4 separate regions of the Mus musculus genome follow, and all the other regions are linked to region 3. The links are chromatin loops, found by intact Hi-C in ENCODE. Cell type or tissue: heart. All regions are shown on one strand.

What was found. Hi-C counts contacts between places; a loop is a spot of excess contacts. Peaks named below come from ENCODE experiments on the same cell type or tissue, not always from the same donor. Only the 100,000 strongest peaks of a DNase experiment are listed, where the experiment ranks them.
Region 1: a loop joins it to region 3, with 2.3 times the contacts of the local background. A loop is called at or near these places in 21 of 42 quality-filtered maps.
Region 2: it touches region 3 in a loop (2.2-fold over the local background); 3 of 42 quality-filtered maps call a loop at or near these places.
Region 4: it touches region 3 in a loop (2.1-fold over the local background); 7 of 42 quality-filtered maps call a loop at or near these places.

What each region holds. Positions count from the first base shown.
Region 1 is chr8:69,994,960-69,997,459 of GRCm38, forward strand. It overlaps a transcript of Gatad2a not described here. Among named protein-coding and RNA genes, the nearest start is that of Gatad2a, 22 kb to the left of the region's middle. In heart, CTCF peaks have their summits at 1,388 and 1,736; a DNase peak (open chromatin) is centred at 1,602; H3K4me3 peaks cover 2,378 bases; H3K27ac peaks cover 2,225 bases.
Region 2 is chr8:70,210,853-70,213,352 of GRCm38, forward strand. It overlaps Slc25a42 (solute carrier family 25, member 42), which reads right to left and starts at 1,429. Exons shown (of 8, transcript NM_001007570.2): 1 at 1,376-1,429. In heart, a CTCF peak has its summit at 1,370; a DNase peak (open chromatin) is centred at 1,739; H3K4me3 peaks cover 2,283 bases; H3K27ac peaks cover 2,017 bases.
Region 3 is chr8:69,900,488-69,902,987 of GRCm38, forward strand. Ndufa13 (NADH:ubiquinone oxidoreductase subunit A13) reads right to left here and starts at 1,533. Exons shown (of 5, transcript NM_001382215.1): 1 at 1,450-1,533; 2 at 1,055-1,245. The coding sequence starts at 1,148. Tssk6 (testis-specific serine kinase 6) reads left to right here and starts at 1,697. Exons shown (of 1, transcript NM_032004.2): 1 at 1,697-2,500. The coding sequence starts at 1,821. In heart, a CTCF peak has its summit at 1,073; a DNase peak (open chromatin) is centred at 1,224; H3K4me3 peaks cover 2,500 bases; H3K27ac peaks cover 2,462 bases.
Region 4 is chr8:70,129,867-70,132,366 of GRCm38, forward strand. It overlaps Rfxank (regulatory factor X-associated ankyrin-containing protein), which reads right to left. Exons shown (of 9, transcript NM_011266.2): 9 at 940-2,500. Nr2c2ap (nuclear receptor 2C2-associated protein) reads left to right here and starts at 1,461. Exons shown (of 5, transcript NM_001025586.2): 1 at 1,461-1,733; 2 at 2,052-2,142. The coding sequence starts at 1,696. In heart, a CTCF peak has its summit at 1,328; a DNase peak (open chromatin) is centred at 1,385; H3K4me3 peaks cover 1,280 bases; H3K27ac peaks cover 1,092 bases.

The sequences.
Region 1 (2,500 bases), 94 kb after region 3:
AAGAAAGAAGTCACTCAAAATAAGGACAGAAAACCAAGGAGAGAATTTCAGAGAGAGGATCTGTCAAAAAAAAAAAAAAAAAAAAAAAAAAAGGAAAAACAGGAGAAACAACCTCCCCAGAAAATTGTGGGAGGAGGTTCCCCGAGAGGCAGGGTGATCTCAGAAACATCCTCCATAGAAGAGGTCCTCAGAAAGATAGTGTCTCCTAAGGGAAGTGGAACCTTCCTGAGGGAGGCAAGAAATCCCAGAAAGGAAGGGGGGCCACTCATCAGACAAAAAGCTACCTATTACAGAAGCAAGGGGGTGCAGCCAAACACCCTGGAAAGGAGGGGTAGCTCCAGAGAATGACTACAGACCCTCAAAGAGGCAGGGTACATCTCGGGGTAAGGGTCTCAGAAATAGGGGATCCCCTCGGGAACGTAGAAGGTCTGAAATAGGGTTCCTCTCAATACGGAAGATGTACCAGAGAGACTCCCCTGAGAGAGTTGAAAGCTCTCTCAAAAAGAGGTTCGCCCTCAAATAGGAGTTCACAGGGGGGAGCAGAGGGAGGATGCAGATAAACAAGGGTCCCTCAGGTTAGATTCCTCAGCAAAGTTGAGTCAGAAAAAGCAGTGCCCCCTCGGAAAGGGGCCACTCTCAGAAACACAAGATCCCCCTTTCTAAGGTACTCGCGGAAATGCAGGGGTTCGCGAGAGAAGGAGCACCCTCAGAGAGGTGAGGTGCTATAAAGAAAGGGCACCTTCAGACACTAATTCCTCTAAAAAGAGGGTGCTCTCAAACAAGGAGTACCCCAGAAAAGGGCACTCTCAGACCCGAGGGGCTCCTCGACACAGAAGGGGTGCTCTCAGAGACAGGGGGCCTTCAGACGCAGGTTCCCTAAAGAGTCCAGTAGGGAAACGCACTAGCCCGGCCAAGCGGAAGCCGGGGGAGCCCGGGGCACCGGAAGCTGGGGACCCCAGCAGCGGCGCCTGCCCCGCACTCACCGAAGTTGCTCGGCTCCGCGCGATCGGCAGCTGGGCCCCAGGCCAACCTCAGGCAGAGCGCTCGGGTCCGGTCTGGTCGCGTCCCACGGCGACGGCTCCCTCGGGTGGCGCCTGAGGCGGCGGTGGCGACAGGACGACGGACGACCGACGGACCGACTGCGCGGGCGGCGCGGGGCGCGCTCAGGCAGCGAGGGTGCGCGTGCGCGCGCCGGGGCGCTGACCCCGGGCGGAAGGAGCTGCCGCGGCGCGCTCAGAGCCGCCGCTCGGTCTCACCGCTCCTTCTCTCACTGAAATTGCCCGCTTCACAGCCCGGCTTCCCCGGTTGCTAGGCAGATTTTGCCTCTCACACTTCCGGGTTGATGCACGTCTCTCCGAGTGGCGGCGCCGCAGGCCAATGAAGTCTGGCCGGGGCACTCAAGATCGGCACCCCACGAGGGGTGTGGCCAGCCTCAGGACAGACAGTTATCAGCAGCCAATGAGCGCGTTGGCCGGCTGGCCCTCCGGATCGCTCCGGTGGCTGGGACGGGCCTAGGGGGCGGGACAGGATGACTGACAGACGAGCATCCAATGGGAGAATGGAGCGGGTTCCAGAGCCAGTCAACTCGCCATCGGGGAGGGATTTAGGTTTGGGGCGGGAATGCCGTGAGGGGTGCGGTCTTGGAGGACACGTCAATTCGTGGCCCGCTTGCTGGGACCTTGGAGGGCGGTTCGACTGGGCTACCGGGCGGCCAACAACTGGCTGAGCTGAGGGTTCCCCGCTGTGCTCAGCAGGGGCGCCCCACCCACAATGCGCCGGAGGCTGTCGGGCCTGGACAGGCGCCTCTGAGTAGTCCTCAAGTGACTGGTGACTTGGCTTGGTTCCCATGGGCGCTGGGGCTCCTAGGTTCTTCTAGTGGAGGCCTGGTCCTGTCCGTGGCCCTGACCGCCGCCACCTTCTGAAGAGCGTCCGGGGATGCGTCCCCGGCCCGTTCGGAGGAGAACCTTCAGGTTCGCATCGCTGGTCCGGTTCTGAGGACGCCTTCGGCGATCTCGATCTTCACCTACTTTTCTGAGAATTGTGGCGGGATTCAGCATCCCTAAATCTCCTGAATGCTACTGGGATGCGTGCAACTCTCTGAATGGAAGCCCCACCTCAACCCTTTAGATCTAGATCACTTGCTTTCACACCTAGAGGAGAGATCTGGAGCTGGAGCAGCCCTAGATTTCCCCTCACCCTTTACTCAAGTTGTAGCCATTTACCTCCAACAACAACTCCTCCTTCTCATTATGTATCTCTGGATGGCCTGAAACTTAGAACTCTCACAGCTATTTGCCCGCCTCTCTCTGCCTTCTGAGCTCTTTCGGCTTTATTTTGTTTGGTTTGGGGGAGGGAGGGGTCCTTTATTATTTAGCATTTATTGTATTTATTGGGTTTGATGTGCATGCCATGACAAGCATGTTTAAGTCAGAGGATAGCTTGAAGGCGTTAGGCCTCCTTTTCTTTCTTTCTTTCTTTCTTTCTTTCTTTCTTTCTTTCT
Region 2 (2,500 bases), 310 kb after region 3:
GAGCCTGCTGCAGCGTTTGAGGGCTTCAGACTTCTGGTTGGTGAACTGGGATGCTCTGAGCATCAGGCTGAGGAGATTATTCTAAGTCCAGAAATGACTCAAAAGCTGTCCAGCCCTGAGATTTTTGTTTGTTATTGGTCTTTGAGACAGGGCCTCTGAGTAGCCCAGGCTGGACATGAACTCCAGATCCCCCTGCTGAGATGATAAGTGTGTACCCCCACACCTGGTTTCTCTGGTGCTAGGAATGGAACCCCCAACTTCAAACAAGCACTCTACCAACTCCACTCCCGTCTATGCACTGTTTGCTCATTAGTTTTCTTTCCTTTCTTTTTGTGAAACAAGGTCTTAAACAGACCAGGCTACTCAAATTCACTGTGTGTAGCCAAGGTAACCTTGAACTTCTGATCCTACCTCTACCTGTTCAGTGCACAGATGACTCATAACATCATGCTGTGTCAAGAAGTGATTTTATATGCATATACATATACATATTGTGGTGTGTGTGTGTGTGTGTGTGTGTGTGTGTGTATTTACGTGTGTGCCACAGAGCCCATGTAGAGATCAGAGGACAACTTTTGGCAGTTCCCAAAAACTCAGTTTGCTGAGCCATCTCACCTGACCTCAAGCACTCTTTATAAAAGTTCAAGGACAACCTGGGTTACAGTGCAAGACTTTGACTCCAAAACTAATCAATAAATAAATACAATAAAATGAAATGCTAGAAATAAATTTAAAAGCCCTGTTAAAGCAATAACAGACCAGGTGGTACCCCACACTTTTAATCCTGGCACTTGGGAGGCAGGGGCAGGGAGATCTCTGTGAGTTCCAGACCAGCTGGCTCTACACAGTGAAACACGGTTTCCAAAACCAAGCCACCACTCGCACTACACGGGGGACGAAAATAAAAAATTTAAAACCACAAGTTAGGTGGACTTTGCTTTGGGAGTGAAGCGATGGTTGCGCGACAGGGACGGGGAGAGGCACGCAGGTGCACGTGTGTAGCAGCCGCGTCCGGGTGGCACCCGAAGCTTGCACCCGAAGCGTCCACCCGGGTTCCAAAGGAAGGACACGCAGCGGGCTGAGGAAGATCAGGTCTGCGAGGCACGCATGTTGGGTGCGTAAGCGGCCACCTTGGCCTCACAGGGGTTGTCACTCTCAGGGCAGCTCGGTGTGAAATTAGGGTTCGGCCTGGCCGTGGGGACCCCGAGGACGCGCGAAACACAGGGTGTGTGAGGGGATCTGTCACCTCTCCACGCTCGCGACACTGCTGTCACAACGAAACGGCCCCATGCCGCGCTTCCTCCCAGCCCGGGCCGCGAGAACCCCGCCACCCCGCGTCGCCCCTTGGCGCCTGCACTCCTTGGGTCGCGCTCACCTGCCCGGACGCGTCGCCGCTGCTGCCGCTACTGCCTCAGCCGCCTCAGCCGCTGCAGCCCCGCCTCGCGCGGGCCCTAAGCTCGAGGCCGGGAGGGGCCCAGGCCCTGCCGCCATTGGTCACGCCCTGTCCAATCAGCGCTGGAGACGGCAAGAATTGGTAAGCATGGCACAGACGGGCATCCTTTTTAACCAATCGCTAAAGGAAGGGGCGAGGCTACATGGAGGGGCGGCCCTGGTTCTTCTGAGCGTTCTACACCGGGTACAAGGCGGAGAGGCCTGGTGGGGGGCGTTCAAGAATTGGAACCCGCAGAAAATGGGCAGAGCTTCCGGCCAATTGCCAAGGGGTATAGGCGGAGCTAAGAGGAAAGGCGGCTCTTGGTTTCTGAGAATTCGGGGCACAAGGAGACAGAAGCGAGGATTGGATTCTGCAGAAAACAAGCAACGCTTTGGGCCAATAACTGAAGGGAGGGGGCGGGGCCTGGAAACAGCCCTCTTAGCCAATCGCTGAAGAGCAAGGTCAGCGCTCTGAGTAAGCTGGCGCGCTGGGCAAGGGCGAAGCTCGAGGATCGGAGGGTGTAGCCCGGAGGGCAACGATGATTGACTGCGACACTAAAGATGTACAGGTCCTGGGACCAATCGCAGAAGCTGTAGGCGGTGCATCTTCCAGGGGTGGGCGCGCTAGGTACAGACCATAACTATCTTGTCTGCCCTGGATGATCTAGTATGTTCCGCGCAGACTCCTCAGGTTCCCATGGCGCTCAGAAGCTTTACTCTTTCCTGAATTTAGACTTTGACAGTTGAAACACTCTTGGTTAATTCTCAGCCCGTCCCTCCTTTACTGTTCCCCTGCCGATGATACAAAGGGCAGAAACTCAGATCACTCAGCCTTCCTCTGCTACTTGAGTTCATGTGCAAAACATGGGAAGCAAAAGTGCAATCCTGCTGACGTGATCTGACTTTCAGAAAGTGACGTCTCTGGGTCCAAGCTTTATCCTTTACGAGATCTTATGACATCCCTGTGTTTGTGGTAACTGGTGAATTAACCAAACAATAAATACAACCACATGTCAAAGGGAACACAGAGAGGTCAAGCTCTTTGACCAAGGTTACAGAGCACTTTAGC
Region 3 (2,500 bases):
ATCTCTCTCTTCTTCTAGGGTGAGATGGGATCATGTAGTCCAGGTTGATCTATGTAGCCCAGGATGACCCTAACCATCAATCCGTTTTGCTTCAGCATCCAAAATGCTGAGATGATGGGTGTGCACCACCAAGTCCTGTTTATGCAGTGCCAGGGGTGCGACCTAGGGCTTTGAAAGGCTAGGCAGGCACTCTACCAATTGGGCCCCAGTTGCTAACTACTGTATTTCTGTAACTCTGAGCACTGACAGTGGGGACTTTAACTTTCTTCATATTCTTTTCCTGTTGAAATCGATAATAAAATTCTAAATGTTACTTAAAACACTTTTAAAAACTTAAAAACACAGCCTGGTGGGCACATGCCTGTCATCCTGGTACTATGAAGGCATAGAGTTGGGGTGTTCATAATTTCAGGCTGGCCTGGGCTCCACGAAAGCCGGTGGGGGTGGGGGCTGGGGGTGGGCAGAGAATGCCAGAAGAGGAACCAGCACTAGGGAGGCTAGAGTTTAAGACTAGCCTTCTATGCTATGTTACAATCAACACACATCTTGCCTTGGGTGGACCTGTCTGTCATCCCAGCAATCCATTGGCAAAGGCAGGGTCGCCACGAGTTTGAGGCCAGCCTGGGCTATATAGTAAGTCCCTATCTGCAAAAAAAAAAAAAAAAAAAAAAAAAAAAAAAAATTTAAAAACATTAAAAAAAAAATACGTATAACGGTGCATACCTATGAGCATAGCCTTCGGAAGTGAAGGCAAGAGATCAGGAGTTCTAGATCAGTCTCTGCTACGGAGTTTGAGGCCAGCCTAAAACAAAACAAAAGCCTCCAAACTCCAGGTTAGTGCTTCTCGCAGGCTTAGTTTCCAGGCCCGTGGAAGCCAGCTGGAAACTAGGGGACATGAACATTCTGGCTTCCGGGATGCTGCACTAGAAAACCAAGATTCCAACTCAGCCTCCGCTCACACTGTGCACTCTGAAGCCCGCAGGCTGCCCTCTCTCGTCTAACCGCATAACAAAAGCCTGGTCTGCGACGAACAGGACGACACTGAGACACTGACCCGACAGTCCCCGGCGGGGCAGGTTCCGCTTGTAGTCGATGGGGCCGTAGCCCCCTGGCGGGGGCATGTCCTGCTTCACCTTCGACGCCGCCATACTTGCAGGACCCGCAACTTCCGGCCACCAGCGGAAGTGAGGCAACGCGCGACCACCATTTTGAGTGTGGCGGAAGTTCCGTCACCCAGGAGGTTCCCTATAATTTGGAAGCGTTACGCTAGCCTTGCTGCGATCCGGAAGTCAGTCCCTCCTCCCTCTGGCCCTAGGCAGGGAGTAACTGTGGTCTGCATCTAGAGCTCTCTCGGGCGTGTTTCTTGCACTAAAAACCTTGGGAGTTCACCTACTTTCTTTCGTGAGCCATGGTAGCCAGGCTCGAGGCAACAGGCTGGTTCCCACCCACCTGAGCACCATCACTTCAGGGAGGGACTTGTCCTGTTCCACATCAGTGGGCAGTCTCCTCGCCAGTGACTTCTCACGAGGAACTGACCATTAAGGGCGATTGAGTCACAAAGCCTAAGAAGGGTTTAGGGAGCCCGCGGGGCGGGGGAGGGAGGGTCCCCGCCCCAAGGCCGAGTGACGCCCGCAGTCACTTCACAAGGCAGAAATTGTTACCCGGGCAATAAAAGTCATCGCGGCTGTAGGGCCTTGGGAGTGGGCACATGGGGGCACGGGGGTGCAGGTGCCAAGCACCATGGGTTAGGCCCGAGATTGGAGTCCGGCCGCCCCCCGACAGCAGCCGCCTCCTGCTCCCCGCGCGCCCCGGGCGCCACCATGTCGGGCGACAAACTCCTGAGCGAACTTGGCTATAAGCTGGGCCGCACGATAGGTGAGGGCAGCTACTCCAAGGTGAAAGTGGCCACCTCCAAGAAGTATAAAGGGACGGTGGCCATCAAGGTGGTGGACCGCCGGCGAGCGCCTCCGGACTTCGTCAACAAGTTCCTGCCTCGAGAGCTGTCCATCCTGCGGGGAGTACGGCACCCGCACATCGTACACGTTTTCGAGTTCATCGAAGTGTGCAATGGGAAGCTGTACATCGTGATGGAGGCAGCAGCCACCGACCTGCTGCAGGCAGTGCAGCGCAACGGGCGCATCCCGGGGTCGCAGGCGCGCGAACTCTTCTCGCAGATCGCGGGCGCCGTGCGCTACCTGCACGACCACCACCTGGTGCACCGCGACCTCAAGTGCGAAAACGTGCTGCTAAGCCCTGACGAGCGCCGCGTCAAGATCACGGATTTCGGTTTCGGCCGCCAGGCGCACGGCTACCCAGACCTGAGCACCACCTACTGCGGCTCGGCCGCGTATGCGTCACCTGAGGTGCTCCTGGGCATCCCCTACGACCCTAAGAAATACGACGTGTGGAGCCTGGGCGTTGTGCTCTACGTCATGGTCACCGGGTGCATGCCCTTCGACGACTCGGACATTGCTGGCCTACCCCGGCGCCAGAAGCGCGG
Region 4 (2,500 bases), 230 kb after region 3:
GCAAGGAAGGCCCTGCATTTCTGGGCTGGCAGGGCATCCCTCCTGATGTGACCCAGTTACCCTGCCAGGCCTGCTTCCTGGGGCGGACTTAGGAGACACCGGTGGGATGCTAAGGAACCCTCTGGCGCTCACAGAAAGAGGAAAGATCAGAGGCCATTCAACCCAGAGGCTGCTCTGTCTTGGGAGTCTTCATTCAGAGAGCAGGCTGGGGTTCCACCCTCTCCCCAAAGCTGCTGCAGACCAGTGGGAAGTGGCTCCCTAGCTCTCATTCAAACCTGTTGTCTGTGTCACCTGATTCTATGTTTTTGCTAATCCCTGGCCTGGAACTCTTTCTCTTCCAGAAAGCCCTTCCTTTAGAAAGTCTCCCTGCTTCTTCAGTCTCTTTGTTCCTGTGACTCATCCCTGAACCCATGATGTTTGGGGTGTCTATGTCTGGTTTTGTTTGCTCCCACTGGGACACACTCCTCTGCATCCTCTGAAATCCACCTTACACCATTCTTTGACCAAGTCTTCCATAACATGTTAGGAAAGCATTCGCTGAGAGACTGATTTATCCTTCGCGCTGGTGATGGGACCCAGTGCCTTGCACTTTCTGGGCAGCCTGCTATTGAGCTCCTTAGCTGAGGAGATGGCTCAGTTGGTAAAGTAGCTGACCCTGATGACTCAAATGCAATCCCCAGGACCCATGCGGTGAAAGGAGAAAGCTAACTCCTACACGTTATGCTCTAACTTCCACATATTAATAAAAGTAATACAAAAAGTAGACTCTGGAAAATGTTTGAGAGCACTTCCTGTTCTCGCAGAGGACCTACAGTCGGTTTCCAGCAGCCTCACTGGAAGTGGTGGTACAGGAGATCCCATGTTCTCTTCTGGATGGACAATTACCAGACATGTATAGTATACAAACACTCAAGCAAAACACTCATTACACATTAAAGTGTTTTTAATTAAAAAATATACTTTAATCCCAATACGGGGCGTGAAGGTGCATGCCTTTAATCCCAGGGCTCAGGAGGCAGAGGCAGGAGGATTTCTGGGAGTCTAGGCGGCCATTACCTGCGAGGCAAATTCCGGGCAGCCAAATCTACACGAGACCCTGTCTCAAAAATATATTAGGCAGATCTGCTACTGTCCATGTTAGCATGAAACGTAAGCCCTGCAGGAGATGGATTTAGGGTCGGAGCAGGACGCAAGGGCTGGGGGTGACTGATGCACCCAGTAGCACGGCCTCTTCAACATTTATTTTGGCCTCTTTGGAAGGCAATGGGGTGCAGGGCTCCCAAGCTGCATCCACGGCGAGCAAGGCCTTCTGCAGGTAGACATGATCACAGGAAGGCCATGGGAACATTTTGTAGCCACTAGGTGTGTAGTTCAACAGAACCAGAAACCTCAGTGTGAGGGCCCTTTAAGAGGCGAAGGGGAGGTGCCATAAACCCCGCCCCGGCCCCGCGAACGGAACAGTGTCTGTGTAGCACTGCGCGTGCGCTATCCGCACGCGGTTCCGGGTTCGTAGATCTGCAGAGCCGCTGGGGCTCGGTTGGTTTAGAAAGCTGCTTTTAGTGTTCCTCCGGTTCCCAGATCGCCCACCTTGTCATATAGAGGTGGCCGGGGGTAGGGAGTGTGGCCGCTAGATCAAGTTGGGAGTGGCAGCGCCGGGCTTCGAACTCGCGTTCCGCGAGTCATCCTAGAACTGTGATGACTCAGTCTTTGGTTTGTCCGGACACTGTGAGCAGGTGAGACTCAGTGTAGATCTGGGCGCGGGGGCGGAAGAACTGGGAGCTGAGTTGTGGAGACGAGGCCCAGATGGCAGCTAGCTGGGGTCCAGAATCAGGAACCTGGAGCAGCCTGGGGGCGGAGCCAGGTGGTAGAGTCCCGTGGTTTAAGTGGTGTGTTGCCTGGTGCATCTGTTCCCTGGCTGGGGGTGCGGTCTGGTAGTTAAGTTCCTGGCTGTTGGTAGCAGAGTTCTTGGGTGTGGGGCCGGCCGGCCTGGTGGGTGGCTCACAGCAAGGATGTCCAAGTGTTGAGGCCCCTAACCTGGTCCTGTCCTGCAGGGTCAGTTCTGTGCTCAATCGCAACAGCCGGCAATTTGGAAAGAAACATCTTTTTGACCAGGATGAAGAGACGTGCTGGAACTCTGACCAGGTGAGGTGCTTCTATACCCCTTCATTCCAAGTGTAGGGGTGTAGAAGATGCAAGGTTACAGGGTGCCTTGAGATCTCTGGGGAGACTAGAAAGCACAGTGTGCTTGTACCCTTCCTGTGCTGGCCGTGGCAGTGACACTTGAAAGATGAACAGACAAAAAACAAACAAACAAAAAAGGCGGGCAGTGGTGGCACACGCCTTTAATCCCAGCACTTGGGAGGCAGAGGCAGGTGGATCTCTGAGTTCGAGGCCAGCCTGGTCTACAAAGTGAGTTCCAGGACAGCCAGAGCTACACAGAGAAACCCTGTCTTGGGGAAAAAAAAAAGAAAGAAAGATGAACAGAACATCATAGGGCCCT